Linked DNA regions of Homo sapiens: region 2 is linked to region 1. Evidence: chromatin loops called from intact Hi-C (ENCODE). Cell type or tissue: GM12878. All regions are shown on one strand. Each heading gives the region's core, and the rest is flanking DNA. Links, peaks and the distances in the headings are about the cores only.

The links. Peaks named below come from ENCODE experiments on the same cell type or tissue, not always from the same donor. Only the 100,000 strongest peaks of a DNase experiment are listed, where the experiment ranks them.
Region 2: it touches region 1 in a loop (4-fold over the local background); 5 of 110 quality-filtered maps call a loop at or near these places.

The regions. Positions count from the first base shown.
Region 1 is chr10:108,541,908-108,547,298 of GRCh38, reverse strand. No RefSeq gene overlaps it. Among named protein-coding and RNA genes, the nearest start is that of LINC02661, 160 kb to the left of the region's middle. In GM12878, for the core only: a CTCF peak has its summit at 2,600 (motif pointing right); DNase peaks (open chromatin) are centred at 1,189 and 2,578.
Region 2 is chr10:108,356,818-108,362,208 of GRCh38, reverse strand. No RefSeq gene overlaps it. Among named protein-coding and RNA genes, the nearest start is that of LINC01435, 290 kb to the right of the region's middle. In GM12878, for the core only: no CTCF peak of the experiment used is centred there; a DNase peak (open chromatin) is centred at 3,108.

The DNA of each region.
Region 1 (5,391 bases), core at 74-5,073:
GAGACTGAGGTGGAAGGATTGCTTGAGCCCAGGAAGTAGGGGCTGCAGCTGTGATTGCATCACTGCCCTTCAGCCTGGGAGACAGTGCAAGGCCTTGTCTCAAAAAAAAAAAAAAAAAAAAAAAAAAAAAAATCAAGGAAGAGGACCCTTTTGCTTCAAATAAGCAAAAAGAAAAGAATAAAGTGAATTTGTTTTCCTATATGGTAATTGTGAATTTTTCTATTCCATAAGGTAATAGGGTCATAAATGCTGCTAGCTGATGAGGCTGGGCCACTGCAACACTTAGGTGACATATCCATTAGTTGCAGGTACTGCTAGAACCAGTGTTACTAGTACTGCCACCATCTGCCAGTAACTGAGAACCAACACTCTTCCCAGTACTGCACCAAGAGGAACCTAATGCATATTTCATAAGCTTTCTAGGTAGATAGATGTCCATGTTCCATGGAGTGGTCCACCATTTGCTAGCTCTATGTCCTTGTGATATTCCTTTATTTTCTCTACTTCTCACTTTTTCATGTGTAAAATGAGTCTCCTGGTGCTATTCATCTTATAGGTTGTTTTCAGTACAGTTGGTCTCTGACATACCATGTTTTGACTTACAATTTTTCAACTTTACAGTGGATTTATCAGGACATAAGTCCATCATAAGTCAAAGAGCATCTCTATTATGTAAAGTGTGTATCACAATGCCTAGAACACAATAAGCTCTTGGTGAAGAGTTTTCTATTATTATTCTTTTTAGTGTTTTCGTTAATATTGTTGTTAGTTTCTCTTTCTTACCTATGAAAACTACATGAGAGATACAGGACTTTGGTGACTTGAAAAGCTAAATCACTAAATAAGTGTCATCATAAAGAATGATATCCAGAGAAAGGATTATGAGAAGATGGTAGAGTAGGAAGCACCAGGAATCCATCTACTCACCTACATAAAAATTACAGTGGAAGAATCTGTTTGATGTAAATATTTAGAACTATTAAAGGCTTTCAACTTCCAGAAGATTTTAGTTGTATATTGTGATTAATTTTGTTCAATTGCAGCTCTCAGTGCAGTAGCAACTACCTGTCTATCTGTAGCCACCGCCTCCCCAGCCTCCCACTCCCTACTCCTCACAGTCATAGAGGAGGGCATCCATTGTCTGTTGCACCTGCCCCCATTTGTTGATTGTTGCAAGCCCCTCCCCTCTGGCTGAAGTGACTTCCTGGAGGTTTACAGGGCCAGTGATTTTCATTTTCACTTCATGTTCTCTTTTTTCCTTTATGAGAGTCAGACATTGTTAAAGATTAAGATATTAAAAAGCAACCACATATGTGCAGAAATTAGAAAGCCACCACAATTGCTCAAGGAAAGGTGCAGGCTCAGCAAAGACCTAAACAGCCTCAAATTTATACCTCAAGTTCATCATCAGCACAGAGAAAACCAGCAGCACAATTAAATTTTTAAAAAAGCAAACATCAAAAAAAAAAAAAAACATCCAAGTGAAAAAGAATAAAATTGGACCCGTAATTAACACCATATATAAAAATTAACTCAAAATTAATGTAAGACCTAAATATAAGATCAGAAGTGATAAAAGTCTTAGAAGAAAGTGAAGCACAGGGCACATCTTTATGTTGAGAATTCCTAAAACCCAAGAACAAAAACAAAATAAAATTTATAAATGAGGAAGATACTTGAGTAGACATTTCTCCAAAGAAGATATACAAAGGATCAAGTATTAGGGACATTAGGCACATGATTAGGGAACATCCCTAATCATTAGGGAAGTAGAAATCAAAACTACAATGGGATACCCTCTCGCACCCATTAGAACGGCTGCTATCCGAAACAAAAACAGATAAAAAGTGTTGGTGAGGAGGTGAACAAATTACAATACTTGTGCATCGTTGGTAGGAATATAAAATGGTACAACCACCGTGGAAGGCAGTATGATAGTTCCTCAAAAAATTAAAAATAGAATTAACATAAAATCCAGGAGTTCCAGTTGAAGGTATATACTCAAAAGAATTTGAAGAGATATTTTGAAGAGATATTTGTAGAATTATATTCACAGTAACATTAGCTAATACGTAGAATCAAACCAAGTGTCCATTGACAGATGGATGAATAAGTAAAATATGGTACATCCAATGGAATATTATTTAGCTTTAAAGGAAGGAAATTCTGGCATGTTTACAAGATGGATGAACCTTAAGGACATTATTCTATGTGAAATGAGCTGGCACTAAAGGACAAATGCTGTATGATTCCACTTGTGTGAGGTATTTAGAGTAATCAAATTCATAGAGACTGTGGGTAGCAAGCCACCCAGGTGCCGAGGCAAGAGACCGAAGGCACAAGCTGTTCCAGTATAATAAAATATATAGAATCAGAATAGTTATACTAGAAATAGATTATAGATATGATTATGAATATTATTAATAATTAGTTTGTAGCATTACTCTTTACTCCAATATTATAGTAATATTTCTTCTACAATTATAACCTAGGAAAAACCAGGCCATGCAGAGATAGGAGGTGAAGGGACACGGTGAGAAGTGACCAGAAGATGAGTGTGAGCCCTCTGTTATGCCCGGGCAGGGCCACTAGAGGGCTCCCTGGTCTAGCGGTAACACCAGTGCCCGAGAAGGCACCTGCTACTTAGCGGACCTTGGTCTAGGGATAGCACCAGTGCCTGGGAAGGCACCCGTTACTTAGCAGACTGGGAAAGGGAGTCTCCCTTTCCCCGGGGGAGTTACAGAAGAATCTGCTCCATCACTTCTTGTGGAAGGCCTGACATCGGTCAGGCCCACCCACAGCCATCCGGAGGCCTAAACGTGTCTCTGTGATGCTGTGCTTCAGCGGTCACGCTCCTGGTCCACTTTCATGTTCTGCCCTGTACACCTGGCTCTGCCTTCTAGATAGTAGTAGCAGAATTAGTGAAAGTATTAAAGTATTTGATCTTTCCGAGAAATACATAAAAGAAATAATGATGTAAGCTGTCCCCTCTCTCCACCTTGGCTACCAAATAGGGAAGGGACCCCTGTCTGGTAGACACGTGACTCGCATGACCTTACCCATCATTGGAGATAACTCACATTCCTTACCCTCTTGCCTTGTATACAATAAATAACAGCGCGGCCAGGCATTCGGGGCCACTACCGGCCTCCGTGCCTTGGTGGTAGTGGTCCCCCGGGCCCAGCTGTCTTTTCTTCTATCTCTTTGTCTTGTGTCTTTATTTCTATGATCTCTCGTCTCCATACACGAAGAGAAAAACCCACAGGTCCTGTAGGACTGGACCCTACAGAGACAGAAAGTAGAATGGTAGCTTTCCAGGGCTATGGGAATGGGGAAATCGGGAGTTATTGTTCAATGAATATAGAATTTCAGTTTTCCAGTTGAAAAGAGCTCTGGAGATGAATTGTGGTGATATTTGCACAACAATATGAAGGGACTTAGTATGACTAAACTGTACACTAAAAGATGGTTAAGATAGAAAATTGTAGTTTATATGTGTTTTGCCACAATTTTTAAAAAATGAAAAGAAAAAAGAATCAGATCCAATTTTGACTTTTGGACTGTGCTATTTGTACTTCTATGGTAAAGTGAATGGTACTCCTGACTTAGCAGATTTCAGACATGTTTAGAGAAGATTTTTACTCATCTTTGTATCACATGCAGTTAATAATGAATAAATAATATTCATTCAACAGAAAGTTATTAAACACTTTCTAATGTACTTGACACTGTGCTGAGTAAGACATATCTTCTGAGATATTTGCAACATTTTCTGTTCTTTAGATTTATTTTATAATTTTTATTGAATTGGTTGTAATGATGCCCATTTATTTTGTTATATTTTTTAACTCAAGAAAGTGTTGTTTTACTTTATTTTAGTTTACACTTTTGGTTGTTGCTTTTGATTCATTTAGTTTTTGTTGTTGTTGTTGTTCCAGGACAGCATGTGTGTTGTCTCTGCCATACACTTTCCATCTTTGTATTCATTATTCTAATCAGTTTTTTAATCTTCCTATATTGAGGAAACTGAAATTGTATCATTTGTTCCTAATCTTCTGCAGCATCAATGCTGCTCTTCAGTGCCTCCAATGCTAATTTATCCATTTCCTACTAGTCTTTTGTTACTTGTGTACTTTACCCACACACACATCTTTCCTTTTATCTTGTTATACCTTTTCTTCTTTTGGATTTCAATTTTTTTAAGCCATGTGTACTCATAATTCCTAAAATTCGTATTAGATCATATTATTTTAGTAACCTTTCCAATAATGTTCTTTTTCCTGATCTACATGATTCCCCATTAGCCTTAATTTCTTTGTGTTTTCTCTTTCCTCTGCTTCATACAAGTGAGAGCTATCTGGGCTTGATTTCTGTAAAGAGGCTGATGATGTTTTTTGGCCCCTTTTATGTCTATTTCTGTGAAAATCAAATTCCTTAAGAGCTCTACAACTTAAGGGAAGATTCATGTGCTCAGGCAACTCTTTTGATTCCCACTTTATAGGTGATGAAACTAAGTCACTAAGAAACTTTCCCAAGGTTACACAACTGGTAAGCAGTAGCAGTGAAGTCAGCAGTGAAACCCAGGCAATCTGTCTTCAGAGTCCATGACATAAACCACTGTGTCAAATACTTCCTGGTGCCTTTTCTTTTAACTTTTGTCAATGTATACTATAATCAGAGAAGAACACATACATCTTAAGTTTACAGCTTGATAAATATTTACAAACACAGCACACCTATACAGTCAGCTTCCAGAATATTACCAATTCCCAGTCTCTACCATGCCCGTGAGATTTACCATTGTTCTACTTCTTTAATAGAAAAAAAATAGTTTCACCTGTTTTTGTACTTTTATACAAGTAGAAATAACAGTATTTATTGTGCCTGGTTTCTTTCTTAAACATTACGTTAAGTATATCCATTCAATAATTCCTTTGCTATAAAGTAATGGCATTGTAGGAATATCCTGGGTATGTATTAATATATTCATTGTAATGCCGATGGACATATGGGTAGTTTCTATTTGTTTTTGTTTTTTGGAGGGAAGGGGCTATAAAAATATTGCATTTTAGTTAACATTTCAGATGTGCATATGTCGAAGGGTGGACTTTCTGAGTCTTAGGATAGTCCATTGCTCAGCTCTGTTAAATCATCCTGAATAATGTTCCAATGTGGCAGTGCCAGTTTAACTCAGCTACGGTGTGTATAAAGCCTTTGGTTTATTCACACTCTCAGCTGGTATTTTATAATCAGTAGCTGGTGTTTATCTTTTCAAGTAAACCAGGTTTAATATGTGTTTCCATTATATCTAAAGAACTTAACATCTTTTCACATATTTATTAACTATCTTGGGATTCTCTTTCTTTTTTTCTTCTTTTCTTGAGACAGGGT
Region 2 (5,391 bases), core at 61-5,060, 190 kb after region 1:
ACATTACATTTGGGAAGAAATATGTATTAATATTCTGAGCAAATAGCTTGAGAAGGAATGTGTTTATCTGCATTTTACCAAAAGCTAATGGAATAGGTGTCCTAGCCTAAATAATTCATTTGGAGGACTGTTTAAGATAATGTGGATTGGGTTGAATCTTGTATGAGCTTTTACAGTTCCTCTTAGAGATGTGATTAATTTAAATACATCTCTACCCTTTGCCCTCTTCAATAAGGAGCTCCATGAATTATTGATCAAATGCATAAATTTGCTGAGGAGACTCAGTGACTCAAAGTTACAAAGGTATGAAGCAACCAAGTCAGAGTTGTATAATGAGTTGAGTACCAGTTTGCATCACCAGCTAGCTGCGTGACCTTCAATAACTCATGCAACCACTCTAGGCCTCAATTTTCTCATTGGTAAATACAGTGCTTTTCCTGTACCCCATCACCTGCCAACCATACCCTGTTCCCACTTCCATGTTGTTGTAATGCTTAAATAAGACATTCATGAAAACTTATAGCAAACTAAAATATGTAAAACACATGTCCTATTATCCATTACATTTTCCTCTCTTTTGTATAGCAGAATCAGATGAAGAAAATGGAACCTATTTTATGACTTTAAAGCAGTTTAAGTAAAAGTTAAGTTTTTTATGGATGGCAAAACCAGTTTTAGAGGCAAAGTATCTCATTCCAACTGACTTGCTGTAAATCATTGCCTTCTGAACACTCTTTCTTTCAAAGTAATAACCTTTCAGAGTTCGGGTCAAATACTGGTTATATATGCTTTAGTGCAGTGAATCTCCACATTGATTACCCATTGTAGTTACCTGTGGTCTTTGAAAACATTATTAATGCCCTAGTCTTCGTCTCAGTCAGAGTCCCTGAAGACAGGATCCAGTACTTGTATTACTGAAATATCCCTGGGAATATTTCAAATAGATAAATCAGCATTGATATGAACCAAATAGATGAAATCTTTAGATAAGAGTCTTAAAACATTTTTTCATCTACAAGCGGACCATGGAGAAATGTTTTGTATAGTCAGCCTATGAATGCCATTGATTTAGATATTCTTTTTAGAAGAAAGTTTACACTGAATCATCCCATTTGATTAAGTAGTTTAAGAAAGCTTTGAATATGTTTTGAGGACAATGTTTGAGTGACATTTCTAAAAGGACCAATGAAGAAGATCTGTTTGAGATACAGGGTTAATGGGCAGGTTAGGTGGGAAAGAGATCAGGCTATAGTTACAAGTTTGGGTGTAGAAGCAGTTTAGAAGCTTAGGGAAGACTGTGACACTGGAAAAGATGTGGAGAACTGAGGGGCATTTACTGCAGGGTATAGGTAAAAAGAACTGTGGCTGGAAGGAACAGGAGTCTAAGGCCCAGCACTGGGTCCTGCATTTAAGTTCAACCAAACTGGAAGAAGACTAGAAAATATGGTGCACAGATTTGGGGAGGAGTATAAGAAGAAAAACTAGAGATATTAAAGTCTTTTTTTCCCTCAATCCCAGATATGTCTCGCATGTGGTGCAGGTCTGACCCTACAGATGGATAAATCATTGATTCCAGTTGTGGTATCTAAACAGAACTAAAGGAAGAAAATGAGATAGAGGGGCTGGTGTTCCATCTGAATGGAGCATGCTGCGTTCATTGTGTAATCTTCTTTGTTACTAACCACACTGAAGTGGGCAGCAGACAGGTGACTTGCCATGACTCTTTCATGTGGCTGTGATTGTGTATTAAAAGGTACTTTTGTCAGAGAAGTGTTATTCTTGATCTTATCTCTGGCATCTCCACAATGTCAACCTTTTATGCTCTCTTTCTCATCTTTATGGCCTCTGAATGACGACATGTTAATAACCACAGGCCTCAGCTGTAGTCTCCCTAAATCATTCAAGTACTCCTCACCTTTTGTTAAACATTTCATGATTCAGTCCTGGACTGGTTTGTGATTCACTTCCCATAAGAAATGGGCAACTGGATCAAGGATTGAATATATTTTGGTTTTATCCTGAATACTTATTAATTACTGTGTGTCACAAGTGCACACCGGGTTTGCAGATCCAGGAGGTTGTATAGAGTCACCTAGTTTTAAGAGGTCAAAGAAAGAAGCTGTCCAGAAATCAGGAAAACAAAACTATGTTTTAGGGTAGCTTCAAATCAGATGGTATTGATTATTTTTCAACTTCTATAGTATTTCTATTTTATTATAAGACTGTTGGCCGGGCACAGTGTTTCACACCTGTAATCCCAGCACTCTGGGGGGCCGAGGTGGGTGGATCACCTGAGGTCGGGAGTTCTCCATGATCAACATGGAGAAACCTCGTCTCTACTAAAAATACAAAATTAGCCAAGTGTGGTGGTGGATGCCTGCAATCCCAGCTACTCAGGAGGCTGAGGCAGGAGAATTACTTGAATCTGGGAGGCGGAGGTTGCGGTGAGCCGAGATTGTGTCGTTGCACTCCAGCCTGGGCAACAGAGCAAAACTCTGTCTCAAAAAAAAAAAAAAAAAAAAAAAATAGATTGTAAGGGTGAGGGTGAAAGGAGGAAAGCAGACAGCAGATACATTTATGGCCTGAATTATATGGTCATCATTGTATGAAATAATAATACAATAATAACAATTCATGACAATAACTAGTATTTATTCACTACTTCTTTGTGTTTGTATCATCACATCATTTAATTCTTACTAAAAGTCTATGAGAATTTTACAATAGGAACCACACTTTCCAGTTGAGGAAACTGAGGCCTTGAAAAGTTGATTGATGTCCCCAGATTAGACAGGAGTATTAGTAGTCTAACTTTAAAATTGTGTGTTTTATGAAGCTCTGCTATCTCCCTACCGAAACAAAATAGTGCAGGTAGCTAGAACGTGCCTGGAATCATTAAGAGACAGATACTGAATTTAAGATTTTTGTTTTACCTTTATTTTCCCAAACAAATGAACAATAAAGTTAAACTTATCAATATTTCATTTTCTTTTATCAATAAAACTGTGCCCTCTAGGGTCAGCTGGTGGTAAAATTACATCTTTTTACCAATAATTTCAGTATCCTGAAAACATGAGTAATTTGCTGAGGTAACTGAATGAGTCACCAGCCAACAACGCAGTCCCACTCAGTCCATTAGATTGAACTACTTCCCATGATGAATGAACTAAAGGTCCGGGTTTGTGACTCAATAACATAAGAGAGGAAGGTTTGCCTGTTTCAGAAATGGATTCTCATGACTACACCATGCCTGGCAGTGAGCAATTGCAATTTCCTCCAGGTGAATATCTTTCCGCCCACTTTTAATGAGTGGGTTTGTTAATATCACTGTGCCTCCAACATGCTATGTATTATAATGCCAGTTGTTTCTCTCTGCTCTTGTTCCAAATGGCTTCCATAATTACTTTTGCAGATACTGTAAGATAACTTCAGGATATAAGTCAACAATAAAACTCAGAAGCTAATGAAAATGGACTTTTTCAGGAGATTATTCAGTGTGTGAAAACAAATACATTCTTTGTGTCAGCTTCAGGTACTATGAGTTATGAATCCAACACTTCTTAGTATTAGGAAATGTGCTCTCAATTACTTGTGGTTGGGAATTGTTCCTATTGCTTCTTGGGTGATGGGAACTATGAAAATAATTTTCATAGATCAGGATCACATTTCTCAGAGGAAATTAAAACAAAAAGATTGTATACTGGTAAATTTTGCATTTTATGTGAATTTAGAGATTTTAAAGAATTTTCACAATGAACCTGGGAGGAAACCAAGCAAAAACTATCATCTCCATATTTCTGGTGAGGAAACAGGTTCAAATGGGTCATATGTCTGCTGATGGTCATACAGCAATCCAGTGAAGAAATCAGCCAGTTCATCTTAATATAGTATTTTATTTCATAACCCAGTAACACATTGGGCATGCTACATCCCAAGCGCTAAATGAGATGCATGAATGAGACATTGCAATTCCTGCCTGAAGCCATATTCAAAGTTAAGATGATTAGAAAAGCAGAATTTTTCTTTTGTGAATTACTTTAGGACCAAATGATAAAACATAGCATCCTTTATATACAAGAGAAAACAGAAAGCAACTTTTCACAAACATAGTCCCAATTCTGTATAATTTGGGATGGTTCTTGAAAGTCATAAACTCAAACATCCAACCCATTGTACCAACCACTCTGGTCCAGATACAAGGAAAGTTTATTAAAACCAAAGTCAGGCCAGGCGCGGTGGATCATGCCTGTAATCCCAGCACTTTGGGAGGCCGAGGTGGGCGGATCATGAGGTCAGCAGATCGAGACCATCCTGGCTAACATGGTGAAACCCTGTCTCTACTAAAAATACAAAAAATTAGCCGGGCGTGGTGGGGGAAGCCTGTAGTCCTAGCTACTCGGGAGGCTGAGGCAGGAGAATGGCGTGAACCAAGGAGGCGGAGCTTGCAATGAGCCAAGATCGCGCCACTGCACTCCAGCCTGGGCAACAGAGTGAGACTCCGTCTCAAAAACAAACAAACAAAAAACAAAGTCAGTGGAAATAACATTTACTTTGCCTGCAGATCTGAATGATGGGCGGGGTTCAGACTTCTGTTCCACTAAACTTCAGATAGAGTATCTCAAAGATTGGGGTCTGTATTCACTTAATGAGTAAGTGCTCACTCACATGTCTGGTGCCTGGGCAGGGAAGACTTGAACTGCTAGGGACTAGAACAGCTGAGACTTTCCTTATGTCTCTACCTCCGTCTATCTCCATGCAGTTCCTGAATGTTATTTCCAGCGTGACATCTTCAAGGTAGTCAGACTCATCACAAGACTGCAAAGGTATGTGTGTGTCTGAATATGCATGCATGCACACACACACGCACGCACACACACACACACAAAGATATTCCGTCATTTTTAAACTTTGACTTGGAAATGGCATAGATTAACATCTGCCTTAGTTTATAGACTCATTCAGATTCACGGGGAAAGAATTTAGACTTCAGCTGTCAGTATGGAAATGCCAATATCTCCATAAGATGGTCAATATGTTAGGATACATGAATACAATCTGCCATACTCTTCTATGCTCATCCTACTTCAGATTGAATATTTCTGTAGTTAAGTTGAGCTATTCTATTTCTGTGTAATTCTTGGTTAAAGACACTTTCTTATCGGGGAATCTAAAATTAGTCTCCTTCCTTACAATTAGCTTAGGCTTGTCTTCTGTTGTACGTGGGAGAGTTCTGCTTATGGTAAATAAGGAAGATTGGCTTTAGTAATTGTAGTGTTCAACCTGTACGAAGATGTCTACATGGAAATTTTTACTATATGACTCTGAAACATATTTTCTTTAAATATTTTCACTAAACACACCCTGACTTTCCAATGCACCATCATATCGAGA